Regions from separate parts of the Homo sapiens genome. Here region 1 is linked to region 2. The links are chromatin contacts, found by Hi-C or POLR2A ChIA-PET in ENCODE. All regions are on one chromosome and are shown on one strand. Each heading gives the region's core, a stretch centred on a gene start or an enhancer-like site at or near the end of the contact. The rest is flanking DNA. Distances are from core to core; before and after follow the strand shown. Region 1 holds the start of SLC29A4 (solute carrier family 29 member 4). Region 2 has its middle 44 kb from the start of SLC29A4.

What was found. A loop is a pair of places that touch in the nucleus more often than their neighbours do. ChIA-PET counts read pairs that join two places held with the same protein, here RNA polymerase II (POLR2A). Pooled maps may share reads with other maps.
Region 1: a loop to region 2 is called in a map of dorsolateral prefrontal cortex, with 2.5 times the contacts of the local background. The contact joins the promoter of SLC29A4 here to the enhancer-like site in region 2. A Hi-C loop is called at or near these places in 15 of 168 maps with a recorded cell type or tissue (Caco-2, HCT116, HepG2 and 10 more), 28 of 37 single-sample maps with no recorded cell type and 22 of 50 pooled maps. POLR2A ChIA-PET finds 5 or more read pairs at or near these places in 13 of 52 experiments (CD8-positive, alpha-beta memory T cell, H1, HCT116 and 8 more).

What each region holds. Positions count from the first base shown.
Region 1 is chr7:5,279,498-5,286,238 of GRCh38, reverse strand. It overlaps SLC29A4 (solute carrier family 29 member 4), which reads right to left and starts at 3,296. Exons shown (of 11, transcript NM_153247.4): 1 at 3,157-3,296. RefSeq lists silencers at 1,007-1,301, 3,222-3,371 and enhancers at 1,290-1,856, 1,857-2,422.
Region 2 is chr7:5,236,008-5,242,854 of GRCh38, reverse strand. No RefSeq gene overlaps it. Among named protein-coding and RNA genes, the nearest start is that of SLC29A4, 44 kb to the left of the region's middle. RefSeq lists enhancers at 1,780-1,869, 2,343-2,637. Within about 2 kb of position 2,157, at least 9 of the 41 ENCODE cell types and tissues checked have a DNase peak (open chromatin) inside an H3K27ac peak, as active enhancers do; they include dorsolateral prefrontal cortex, where a contact is called at or near this core.

The sequences.
Region 1 (6,741 bases), core at 2,047-4,546, 42 kb before region 2:
ATTTTTTTCTAATAACGTGTATTCATTTATCTGAATGCAGAAAGGATCTGTGCTCGTCGTAGGGAGTTTGAGGCTAACAGAGAGGACAGCACAGCACTGAGTGCTGAATGTAGTGCCTCAGTTTCCCCAGTATGAAGGAGAGCCGTGGTAAAGGCTGGAAGAAGCCCACCCCATGGGGTCCCACAGGCCCAGAGGAACCTTGATTTTTTTGTTTTTTGTTTTTTTTTCTGAGACAGAGTCTCGCTTTGTTGCCAAGGCTGGAGTGCAGTGGCGCGATCACAACTCACTGGAGCCTCTGCCTCTCAGGCTGAAGTGATCCTCCCACCTCAGTCTCTTAAGTAGCTGGAACAGGTGTGTGCCACCAGGCCCGGCTAATTTTTTTCTTTTTTGTAGAGATGGGGGTCTCACTGTGTTGCCCATAGTGGTCTTGAACTCCTGGGCTCAAGTGATCTTCTCGCCTTGGCCTCCCAAAGTGCTGGGATTATAGGCATGAGCCACTGCGCTCAGCCCATCCTGATTTTCTCTGGGGCTGACCCATGTCACCTCTGCCTGCTCTTGTCCCATCTCCTGGGTCTCATTTCCTCCAGCTCCCCTGCCTCAGTTTACTCCCTTCCCAGCCTCTAGGCAGGTTTTCATGATCAGTTACCAAGCACCTCCCTGTGACCCCATGTCCCCCTCTTCTAGCTCACTACAGAATTTTAACTGGGGCCTAAAAGGGGGCCTGGGGCCTCACTGGGGCTTTGAAGCCAGAGCCTTCCCATTTCCAGGTCTTGGGGGCTGGGGAGATTCAGCCCCTGACAGCTGGGGGCCAACGCAGGTAATTGGTACCCACTACCAGGGGAGAGGCGGTCCCGGACTTCTGGGGGCTGAGAAGCCCAGCGTGTCTCCCCTTCTAGGCTCAAGGCTCCCCTGACTGCCCCTCGTCAGCCCTGGCCGTCCTGCCACATCTGGAGCTGGGGGGTTGGGGGTGGGGTGGGGTGGCGGCCGAGCAGGGCTTAGAGCAGAGCTGGGCTGGGCTTGAACGAGGGTGGCTCTGGGCGGGCTCCGCACACCTGTCTCCCCTGTGAAGTGGACACAGGAGCCTGAGCTCAAGAGTCGTTGGGAGGCGCCAGAGAGTCAGCAAAGGCTTAGAGACCCCGGGGCCCTTCTTCAGCCTGCAGAGCCAGGAAAGGGGATGGTGTCAGGGTGACAGTCTACAACAATCAAATGCTCCTCCTGCCACCTGCTCAGGATGCCAGCCCAGCCCAGGAGGACATCTGAACCCAGAAAGGCCTGGTCTGTGTTCAGCAAGAGCCCCCAAGATGCTTCCCTGGACGTGCAGTGCCCTGAACACTCCTGGCCAGAAAGCCGAGGTTTCTGCCTTGCCCGGAGGCCACGCCACCCAGGAAGGCGGACGTGCTTGGCATCCAGCCAGGAGGCGGCTGCTGTCCCCTCTGGCTTAGTCGGCAAAGTGGGCAGCTGCCACCCACACTGCCCGGCTTGGCCAGCCACTGTCCCCATGGTGGAGGGGGTGGGGACCCTGCTGCAGCCGCTCTCCCCCACCTTTCCTGGGCCACAGGCCTCCAACTCTGTCCTTCCCGGCCCCCCACATCCAAGCCTACTGCGCCCCAGGGAAGGCAACCCAGGGCCTCCTGCCCTGTCCCCCCTTAGTTAAAATTTAACGACATGCACACTGGCTTAATAACTCCAGTGTTTACAGGGCTTGGCCCTGCTCCTCCACTCTGCGCTGCCGTGACCCCTTGATGCCTGACCCAGGGGGCCCTTGAGAAGACACAGGTCATTTTTTTGGCCTTGAGGCCACCCCTCAGGCCTCAGTTTCCCCACCTCACAACTCAGTAGAGGAAGAAGAGGGTGAGAGTACGTCACAAACAGGGACTGGGTGGGTGGCTGGTGGGGTAGGCTCAGCTGCACACAGTAGGCATTCAACAGTTGCACAAGCTGCCACTTAACACTGCTATGGGCAAGGCAGGGCTCCCACCGCTCTCCCCCATTTATTAATTTTTTTAATTTCTATTTTTGTAGAGGTGGGGTCTTGCTCTGTTGCCCAAGCTGGCCTTGAACTCCTGGCCTCAGGTGATCCCTCAGCCCCGGCCTCCCAGAACCAAGATTACAGGAGTGAGCCACTGCTTCTGGCCAAGGCCCCTCACCACTTTGCAGGGAGGGCGACTGAGGCACAGAGAGGCCAAGTCGGGGGTGGGGGGGGGGGTCGTGCAGCTCAGACTGGAGCCTGGCCCAGTGACCCCCTCCGGCTCCTCCCATTTCCACTGGGCCTGAAGTGCACAGTGGCCCAGGGCAGCTGGAAGCGCTGGGCGTCGGGACCCCAAAGCCAGTCTGGCCTCACTCGGGGGCCGCGCTCCTCCGGCCAGCCAGGAAGGACCAGGGGAACCGAATTCCACTTGGAAAGCGGGCCTGGGCTCGCACTCCCGGCTCAGTCACCAGCCCTGGTTAGTTGATGCCTGGTACACCCCTGGTCCCCGTTAACCGGGGCTAACGATGCCTCTGCTGCCCTTTCCGCAGCCCAGCGGTCTAAGCTGCTCCAACTCCTGTGGGGGTGGGTTACAAGCCCCTCCGGCCACCCCCTTTCTGCAGCCCCCCGGGGACCGATGCATGCAGGGGCCACAGGCTGGCCCCCCGGGCCCACCGCCCTCCCCGGCCCGGGTCGCCGCGCCTTTCTGCCGCCTGTCCGGCCTCATCAGCCGCAAAGTTGGCTCGCGGACCTGCGCCCCCAGGCAAAGGACAGACCCCCTGGGCCGTCCCGAGGTGACCCCGGAGCCCAGGCCCCGCCTCTCCCGGCCGCTTTTTCCGAGAACGAGGAAGGGGCCGGCGGGGGCAGGGGAGCGATGGGGTGGCGCGGGGGGGTCCGGGGAGGAACTTCGTGCGGGAGGACCCCCGCGCGGTGCTCAGGGAGGCGGTGGCGCCGACCCCCTCCATGGCGAGGGCCCAGGGGTCCGGGTCCGCGCTTGTCGCCGGGCGCGGGGGGCTGGGCCGCTCAGGACGCGGCCGGGGTGGCCTCGGGTTCCCGGGACAGGGGCGGGCTGGGGAGAGGGGGCAGCGCCCGGGCGGGCGGGAGGGGGCGGGGGAAGCCGCGCGCGCCGCAGACAAAGGCTCCGACAGGTCCCCGCCGGCGTCTCCCCGCGTCCCGCGGCCACCGCTTACCTCGGCCCGGCCCGGCCTGGGGTCCTCGGCGCGCCCGCCACGCCGCCCCGCTCCCCCAGCCTCGGGCCGGGCGCGCCCGGCGTCCTCCGCCGGTCCCCGAGTCCGCCCGGCCCCGGTCCACGAGCGCGGCGACGAGCACAGCCCAGGCCACCACGCCCCGCCTCTGCCCGCCCCCCGCGCCCGGCCCCGCCCCTCCCTCCTCCTCCCCCCTCCTCCTCCCTCTTCCCTCTCGCTCCTCTCTCCTCCCTCCCCCTCCCCTCCCCCTTCCTCACCCTCTTCCCTCCTCCCTTCACCCTCCTCTCCTCCCTCCCCCTCCTCCCCATTCCTCCTCTCTTTCCCTCCCTCTCCATTCCTCTCTTCTCCTCCCTCTCCCTCCCCTTCTTCCTCCTCCCCATTCCTCCTCCTCTCTTCCCCCTCTCCCTCCTCCTCCCTCCCCTTCTACCTCCTCTCTCCCTCCTCCCCATTCCTCCTCTTCCCCTCCCTCTTCCTCCACCTCCCACCTCTTCTCTCTCCTCTCCCCTTCCTCTCCATTCTCCCCACTCCTCCTCTCTTCCCCTTCCCTTTCTCTCCTCCTCCCTCCCACTCCTCCCCCTTTCTCTTCCCTCCCCTTCCCTCCTCCCACCCCTCCCCTCCTCCAAAGTCCTCCATTACCCTCCTCCTGCTCTCCTCCCTTCTCCCCTCCCCTCCACCCTCCTCCCTTTCTCCTCCTCACTCTTCCTCCCTTCCTGTCTCTCCCCTCCTCCCTCTCCCTCCCTCCTCCGCTTTCCCCATTCTCCTACTCAGTCCTCCCTCTGTCTTCCCTCCCTCCTCCCTTCTACCATCCCCACTCCTCCTCCATCCTCCTCTTTTCTCCCCCTCCTCCCTCCCTCTCCTTCCCCTTCCTCTTCCCTCCCCTCTCCCCCATCTTCCCCCTCCTCCCCTCTGCTCCCATCTCCTTTCTTCCTTTCTCCCTCCCCCCACCCTTCCATCCAGCTGGGCTGTGCAGGCGCCAGGCCCAGGCTGAGGCTGAAATCAGGATCCCCAACACACCAGGGTGCGGCATGGTGGCCCCGGGAGGGCCGGGTGACCTGCGGCTGACCCAGCCCACCACCCCCGCTGCCCACCCCTCAGCCTTGGTGCCCAGGCTGCTCCCCCTCAACAGATCCACTCGCCTGGGAGGCCAGCAACGCCGCCAGTGGGTGGGTAGGTTCAGTCACGAGGCCACTGGGTGACCAGATTGAAAGTTTCGAAGGACGGGTAGGAGTTCACCTGCTGGAGAAGGGGCGGAGAGCAAGTCCAGCCAGGAGTGGGGGCTGTGGCCGACCCTCAGTCATGCCCTGCCCTCACTTGGTTCCTACCTCGACCCGCTCCCTTTCTCCTCCCAGCTTGGGATCAGAACTGGCTAGGTTGCTTCCCATGACTCCCTTTGCCTGGGAGCCTCCGTTTTTCTCCCAGGTGAATGGAATCATGACCCCGCCCTATTCTCCCTCTACTCACCTGTAGCCTGGCTCTAGGACAGACTGAGCAGAGCCCAGGGGACCCAGGTATAGGACATCAGCCAGCCCTGGGGGACTGGGAGTGTTACTGGCTGGGAGAAGGGTCCAGCCTCGAGGTGAAATCAGGAACCAGGTGGGAATCACACCTGTCCTGGGTCTCTGTGGGGGCCTGTCTATGGGAATCAGGAGAGACCCTCCGGGTCTGAGCCACCAGGTGGGATGGATACAGGCGCCTGCCCAGGCCCCCACCAGGCTCCTACCTGAGGCCCTTCCTTCACTTTCCACCAGATCAGCTCCTTCTCCCCCTTAAGCAACATCTCCGTTGTCAGCGCTCCAGGGAGCCCCCACGGTTTCTTCTGCCCCGCCACCAATGGGGTCAGCACCTTTGCTCCAGGCCTTGCCCATCCCTTCTAAAGGACTGGGAGCCCCCTGAAAGTAGAGACCTGCTTTCGTTCTCTTTGGATCCTCAGTGCGCAGTGAGGCATACAGGGGCTGGCATACAGCAGGAGCCAAATATTTGCTTGAAGGGCAGACTGCATTGGGAGCTGAATAAGGAAGTGTTGAGTGAGGTGACTCCATTCACCTGGGAGCCTCCGTTTTCTCCCAGGTGAATGGAATCACCTGGTGGCGGGGGCTGCTGACGCACTCTTAGGGCGGGACACCCCTCTCCTTCCTCTGCTGCTGTCTGGGCGGAGGTTGGGGGTGCTGCTGCAGGGGGGCCCAGTCCATTGCTCCAACTAGTTAATCTTAAAGTTCATGACGGCTGGGCGCAGTGGCTCACACCTATAATCCCAGCACATTGGGAGGCCAAGGTGGGCGGATCACCTGAGGTCAGGAGCCCGAGACCAGCCTGGCCAACGTGGTGAAACCCCGTCTCTACTAAATATACAAAAATTAGCTGGGCGTGGTGGTGGGCGCCTGTAATCCCAGCTACCCAGGAGGCTGAGGCGGGAGAATTGATTGAACCCAGGAGGCAGAGGTTGCAGTGAGTCGAGATGGCTCCACTGCACTCCAACCTGGGTGACAAGAGCAAAACTCCATCTGGAAAAAATAAAATAAAATAAAATAAAAATAAAGTTCACAAGCTCCAGTGCTTCCCATAAGCCTAGAGCTTTCAACGGGGATCCCTGCCTTGTCCTGGATGTGGGGGTGGGGTTTCCAGATAAGAATTATTTGGTGGGCCAGGTGCAGCGGCTCACGCCTATAATCCCAGCACTTTGAGAGGCCAAGGCGAGAGGATGGCTTGAGCCCAGGAGTTTGAGACCAGCCTGGGCAACATAGAGACTCTATCTCTACCAAGAAAAAAAAAAAAAAAAAAAAAAGCGAAAATAAGCTGGGCATGGTGGTGTGTGCCTGTAATCCCAGCTACTCGGGAGGCTGAGGCGGGAGGATTGTGTTAGCCTGGGAGGTGGAGGCTGCAGTGAGCTATCATTGTGCCACTGCCCCCCAGCCTGGACAATAGAGCAAAGCCCTGTCTCTAAAAATAAATAAGTAAATCAATAATAAAAACATTATTAGGTGCATGTGAGACATTTTCTAGAGGCAGGGGACGCATCAAGGGGTCCCTGCTCCCCTGGAGTTGCACTTAACTGGTGGGTGCTGGCAATAAACAGGTACAGTAATTTCGGAAGCATCAAATGCTTGGAAGACTAGATGGGGGTGGAGCAGGCACCAGCACGTGACTAGGGGACAGGGCTGGGCTTTGGTATCCAGGTGGTCTGAGAAAGCGATATCTGAACTGAGAGATTTGAATGATGGAAATGTTAGTGGGAAGGGTGTTCCCAGCACAGGGAACAGCCAATGCAAAGTGCTGAGTCTGGAAACAGCTCATTTAATTCAAGAACAGGAGGGCCACTGTTGTGGGAACAGGGACAGCGGGGAGAAGGGAGGTGAGGTTGGAGAAGGGAAACAGCCAAGGGGGGTCTTGTTGGCCATGGTGAGGGGTTGGAATCCTTGGAGCAATGCTTTTTTTTTTGAGACAGAGTCTCGCTCTGTCACCCAGGCTGGAGTGCAGTGGTGCGATCTTAGCTCACTGCAATCTCTGCCTCCCCAGTTCAAGCGATTCTCCTGCCTCAGCCTCCCACGTAGCTGGGATTACAGGCACCCACCA
Region 2 (6,847 bases), core at 908-3,407:
TCTCTCTTTCTTTCCCTTCCTTCCTTCCTTTCTTTCTTTCTCTCTCTTTCCCTTCCTTCCTTTCTTTCTTTCTCTCTCTCTTTCTTTCCCTTCCTTCCTTTCTTTCTCTCTCTTTCTTTTCCTTCCTTCCTTCCTTCCTTCCTTTCTTTCTCTCTTTCTTTCCCTTCCTTCCTTCTTTCCTTCCTTCCTTTCTTTCATTCTTTCTTTCTTTCTCTCTCTCTTTCTTTTCCTTCCTTCCTTTCTTTCTATCTTTCTCTCTCTCTCTTTCTTTCCCTCCCTCCCTCCCTCCCTCTCTCTCTCTTTCTTTCTTTCTTTCTGACAGAGTCTCACTCTGTTACCCAGGCTGGAGTGTAGGGGTGCGATCTTAACTCGCTGCAATCTCCGCTTCCTGGGTTGAAGCGATTCTCGTGCCTCAGCCTCCTGAGTAGCTGGGAGTACAGGCACGCACCACCAAGCCTGGTTAATTTTTGTATTTTTTAAAGGAGACGGGGCTTTGCCATGTTGGCCAGGCTGGCCTCGAACTCCTGGCCTCGAATGATCCACCTGCCTTGGCCTTCCAAAGTGCTGGGATTACAGGCGTGAGCCACCGTGCCCCGCCCCTAACACTCCAATTTCATAAACACCACCACAGGGAAGGAATGGTCTTAGAATGAGTAGGTGGCTGCGTGTGGTGCCTCATGACTGTATTCCCAGCACTTTGGGAAACTGAGGTAGGAGGACTGCTTGAGCCCAGGAGTTTAAGACCAGCCTGGGCAATGTACCGAGAACCTGCCTCTACAAAAAGGCATAGTAGTGGGCACCAGGAGTCCCAGCTACTTGGGAGACTGAGGTGGGAGGATCACTTGAGCCCAGGAGGTTGAGGCTGCAGTGAGCTGTGATCCCACCACTGCACTCCAGCCTGGGTGACAGAGTGAGACCCGAACTCTAAAAGAAAAAAGAAAGAATGAGGCTGGGTGCAGCGGCTCATGCCTGTAATCCCAGCACTTTGGGAGGCCGAGGCAGGCGGATCACCTAAGGTCAGGAGTTCGAGACCAGCCTGGCCAACATGGCGAAACCTCATCTCTACTAAAAGTACAAAAATTACCCAGGCGTGGTGGCACGTGCCTGTAATCCCAGATACTCGGGAGGCTGAGGCAGGAGAATCGCTTGAACCTGGGAGGCGGAGGTTGCGGTGAGCTGAGATTGTACCACTGCACTCCAGCATGGGTGACAGAGTGAAACTCCATCTCAAAAAAAAAAAAAAAAAAGGAAGGAAGGAGGGAGGGAGGGAAGGAAGGAAGGGAGGGAAAAAAAAGAGAGAAAGGACCATGTATTGCCCAGGCAGAGCCTTATGGTTTACACTCACTGCTCTCGAACCTCACTCCCTGTACCTGCTGTTATCTCCGTGGGATGCAGGGAAGCCAAGGGCCTCTCTAGCACTTTCTCCATCCTGAGGTGCTGGGCAGCTCTCTCCTCAGGCTCTCTCGGGAGCTGTCTGTGCTTGGCCACCCTCCTTCCCCGGGGACATATCAGACTACACAGTGCCTGCTTCAGAGCAGACAGCGTTTGCTGGTGCGGGGTGTGTGTGTGTGTGTGTGTGTGTGTGTGCGCACGTGTCTATGTGTGTGTGTGTTGGGAGAGCCTCTGTCTGAAGGCTGAGGTCAGGAGCTCAGAGTCAAGCCGTCTGGGGGTGATGCTCCGGTCGCCCTCTCTAGATCTGACTGGCTTTTTCTTTTTCTTTCTTTCTTTTTTTTTTGACATGCACTCTCACTCTGTCGCCCAGGCTGGAGTGCAGTGGCGCGATCTCGGCTCACTGCAACGTCCGCCTCCCAGGTTCAAGTTAGTGTTCTGCCTCGGCCTCCTGAGTAGCTGGGATTACAGGCGCCCGCTACCATGCCCAGCTAATTTTTGTATTTTTAGTAGAGACGGGGTTTCACCATGTTGGCCAGGCTGGCCTCAAACTCCTGACCTCAGGTGATCCGCCTGTCTCAGCCTCCCAAAGTGCTGGGATTACAGACGTGAGCCACCTCGCCCGGCCTGACCGGCTTTATCGATTCACCATTTTAAATGGTGATGAATCGGCTCTCCCGCGGGGGAATGGCATGATTAGGAAACAGGTCGTTGAGAGGGGAGGGGTGGCCAATAAGAAGGCAGGCGGCCAGGAGGCCGTGGGGCTACAGACAGGGGAGGGAGCTGCCGCTGGAATGGAGTCCCACTGTGGCAAGGTCACCCTCTCCCCGGAGGGAGAGGCGCCCTCCGAGACCCACATTCATCCACAGGCGGTAACGAGAACAGAGTGAAATTCCCATTGTCGGAGGAAGCCAGGTTTCTCCACGGCCTCTGTTTGCCATTTTTGCATTGGGAGTTCATTCAAACTAGCACATTGGCGAAGCTCCCGGGTGCGACCGCCCAGCCCCCAAGGACACAGTCTGACCAGGGCACCCTCCCCCACAGCTCGCCAACCCACCAGCCCCGCAGATGTCTGCACAGTTGGGAGACTTCCACCACCTAGTGGCCGTGAAGAAAACCATCCACCCTCCTCAGAGCTCGGGGTTGGGAGGAGACTCAGGCGGCTCCTGAGGTCCTGATGGTCTATCCGTCTGTGTCTCGCAGCGTTAGGGTCCAGAGAAACACAGGAAAGGCAGGGCGGGGGCGGGGAGGGGTGCAGGGGAGCTCACCTGGCCCGGCCTGCCTCCCTTGTCTACCCAGCTTGCAGGGCCTCAGCAGCTCCAGGAGTCTGACAACAGCGCTCTGGGGAGGAAAATCTTACCAAGGAAGAGTTTGTAACTGTAGCATGCTTGTAAACTAGAATATTATTATTTTTTTTTTTGGTAGAGGCTGCGGCGGGTCTCAAACTGTTGCCCAGGCTGGTCTCGAACTCCTGGCCTCAAGTGATCTTCCTGTCTCAGCCTCCTGAGTAGCTGGGCATATCAGCCCACCTGGCTAATTTTTTTTTTTTTTTTTTTTTTTTTTTTTGAGCTGGAGTCTCGCTCTGTCGCCCAGGCTGGAGTGCAGTGGCGCGATCTCGGCTCACTGCAAGCTCCGCCTCCCGGGTTCACGCCATTCTCCTGGCTCAGCCTCCCGAGTAGCTGGGACTACAGGCGCCCGCCACCACGCCCGCCTAAGTTTTTGTATTTTTAGTAGAGAGGGGGTTTTACCGTGTTAGCTGGGATGGTCTTGATCTCCTGACCTTGTGATTCTCCTGCCTCGGCCTCCAAAGTGCTGGGATTACAGGCGTGACCCACCATGCCCGGCCACACCTGGCTAATTTTTTAATTTTTCGTAAAGACGGGGGTCTTGCTCTGTTGCCCAGGCTGGTCTTCAACTCCCAGCCTCAAGCAATCCTCTCACCTCGGGCTCTCAAAGTGCTGGGATTACAGGTGTGAGCCACTGTGCCTGGCCCCTAGGATACTATTTTATATTTCTAAAGATATCTGCATTATTTATTTATTTATTTATTTATTTTTGAGACAGAGTCTCACTCTGTCGTCCAGGCTGGAGTGCGGTGGCGCCATCTCGGCTCACTGCAACCTCCGCCTCCCGGGTTCAAGCGATTCTCCTGCCTCGGCCTCCCGAGTTGCTGGGATTACAGGCACGCGCCACCACGCTCAGCCAATTTTTTTATATTTTTAGTAGAGATGGGGTTTCACCACGTTGGCCAGGCTGGTCTCGAACTCCTGACCTTGTGATCTGCCTGCCTCGGCCTACCAAAGTGCTGCGATTCCAGGCGTGAGCCACCGCGCTCAGGCAATTTTTTGTATTTTTAGTAGAGACGGGGTTTCACCATTTTGGCCAGGCTGGTCTCGAACTCCTGACCTCGTGATCCGCCCGCATCAGCCTCCCGAAGTGCTGGGATTCCAGGCGGGACCCTCTGCGCCCACCGGGTGCTTGGCTTTAAAGGTGACTTGTCCTCCCGCCCACGCCATTCCTCAGAGTCACTGCAGGACTGAATGAATGGCGAGGGCAGGCGGGCAGGAGGCTCCAGGACTTCCTTCAGAGCCCGTTTCATTTTACTTAGGGCTTCTGCTAGTTAGTACCCGTGTGCTCTGGGATGCTGGTTTAAGCAGAAAATCCCAGCTGTTATTTCCAAAGCTGGTGGCGGAGTTTAGAAGTTTCTCGACTTAACATGCACCGTGCCTCCTCACACCGAGCGCAGATCCGCGCCCTGCAGACAGAGCTGTGCGCGCCAGGGAGCCAGTTCCCCAACCCTGCCGTTCTGCGGCCCTCGGTGGACTTCGGTCCGAACTCTCCCAGGTCCCCAGGCTCAGGCACAGGCTCAGCACTAAACGCACCAGGGAAGGTCAAGAGGAGGGCGCTGAGGGGACCTCCCCGAGGGAGAGGAAAGGCAGGGAAAAGTCTTCAGATTCCCTTGAGGAAAGGTGCTTCGCCGTCGCAGGGAGCCCAAGCACATTTCTGCGCTGACCCACTAAAAAGTAATGTCGCACAGGAAGAAAAAGCCACTTCTAAAAGCAGCAACAGGGCCGGGCGCAGTGGCTCACGCCCGTAATCTCAACACTTTGGGAGGTCGAGTCGGGTGGATCACCTGAGGTCAGGAGGTTTTTTTGTTTGTTTGTTTGTTTGTTTTTTGTGACAGAGTCTTGCTCTGTCGCCCAGCCTGGAGTGCAGTGGCGTGATCTTGGCTCACTGCAACCTCCGTCTCGCAGGTTCAAGTGATTCTTCTGCCTCAGCCTCCCGAGTAGCTGGGACTACAGGGGCGCACCACCAAGCCAGGCTAATTTTTTTTTCTTTTTTAGTAGAGACGGGGTTTCACCATATTGGCCAGGCTGGTCTCGAACTCCTGACCTCAGGTGATCCGCCCACTTCAGCCTCCCAAAGTGCTGGGATTACAGGCGTGAGCCACCGCGCCCGGCCGAGGCCAGGAGTTTGAGAACAGCCTTGGAAACATGGTGGAACCTCGTCTCTACAGAAACATGCAAAATTATCCAGGCTTGGTGGTGCGCACCTGTAATCCCAGCTACTCCAGAGGCTGAGGCAGGAGAACTGCTTGAACCTGAGAGGTGGAGGTTGCAGTGACCCAAGATCATGTCATTGCACTCCAGCCTGGGCTACAGAGCGAGACTCCCATCTCAAAGAAAAAAAAAATAAAATCAGAAGCAGAAGCTGTAACAGAAACAGAAATCAGCACAGGGAATAGTGGAGTCTTGTGTGTGTCCGAGGGATGACACGATGCTCAGCGTCTGCTCAGACAGACGGTGGCTGTGAGAAGCCCTGATGGGAGAGCTGCCAGCCTGGACAGCCGGCTGTGAAGACTCCACGCCAACCAACGTCCCGCAGGCCGCACGGAGATGGGCAGGACCGAAACACACAAGGCTTGGCCTTTGATGAAAAGGAACTCCCCAAGCCAGAAGGAAGTGTGTGATGAAGCAATTCAGCTCAGAGAAGGATGTGCTTCTAGAAGAATCGCCGCATCAGCACTATGTTTAAACTCACATGCTAATCCAAACATGGACCGGCAAGAACGCAGGCGGAACAGGTCCACCGTGTCCTGGCCCACGCACAAGCGGGCCAGCTGTTCCACCAACGCAATCATTCAGCTGCGGCGACACCCGGAGGGGCTCCCCTGTGTAATGCCCCCCACCCTGGGAGAGCTGGGTTTCTTTTTGTTTTCTTTTTTCTTTTTCTTTTTTTTTTTTTTGAGACGGAGGCTCACTCTGTCGCCAGGCTGGAGTGCAGTGGGCGATCTCGGCTTACTGCAAGCTCCACCTCCCGGGTTCAGGCCATTCTCCTGCCTCAGCCTCCCGAGTAGCTGAAACTACAGGCGCCTGCAACCACGCCCGGCTACTTTTTTGTATTTTTAGTAGAGACGGGGTTTCACCGTGTTAGCCAGGACTATCTCGATCTCCTGACCTCGTGATCCACCCGCCTCGGCCTCCCAAAGTGCTGGGATTACAGGTGTGAGCCACCACGCCTGGCCGAGTTGGGTTTCTTTAAAAGATTTTAGTCAGGCTTCTGGCATTTTGCTATAATATTCTAGGTAGAATTATAGGGCAATTTGGTACAAATTAGATGTTTAAGGCTGGGCTCGGTGGCTCATGCCTGTAATCCCAGTACTTCGGGAGGCCGAGGTGGGTGGATCACGAAGTCAGGAATTCGAGACCAGTCTGACCAACGTGGTGAAACCCCGTCTCTACTAAAAGTACAAAAATTAGCCTTGCGTGGTGGTGGGCACCTGTAATCCCAGCTACTCAGGAGGCTGAGGCAGGAGAATCGCTTGAACTTGGGAGGCAGAGGTTGCAGTGAGCTGAGATCGCACCACTGCACTCCAGCCTGGGTGACAGAGTGAGACTGTCTCAAAAACAAACCAAACAAACAAAAACAAATGAGATGTTCAGCCTGTGAGTAGGCAACAAAAAAATAGAACACAGGTTTTAATTTTAAGAGAGGGGGTCTTGCTATGTGGTCCAGACTGGCCTTGCCTCAAATTGCTGGTCTCAAGCGATCCTCCTGCCTTGGCCTCCCAAGAAGCTGGGATTATAGGTGTGAGCCACCACGTCCAATTCTTTAGCGTGTTATAAAATGCTGATAGCAATGGGCTTTCAGTCAGATTTGGTGGGGGAATGTAATCAGTATGTTCACCTGAAGCTCAGGCAGGCACACACACACACACTCACAGACACACACACACACACACATGCACGCACACTGGCAGCACCAAAAACAGCTTCACCTAAAATGAAGTGTTAAGAGGAATCTATTTACATTATAACTAACTATAGAAAGAAACGATGTAGAGGTGAGGAATCAAGACAGTCTCTTCACATTCTGAACTTTAGAAAGATTTCATTTTTCTTTTTTCTTTTTTTTTTTTTTGAGACAGAGCTGTGCTCTGTCACCCAGGCTGGAGTGC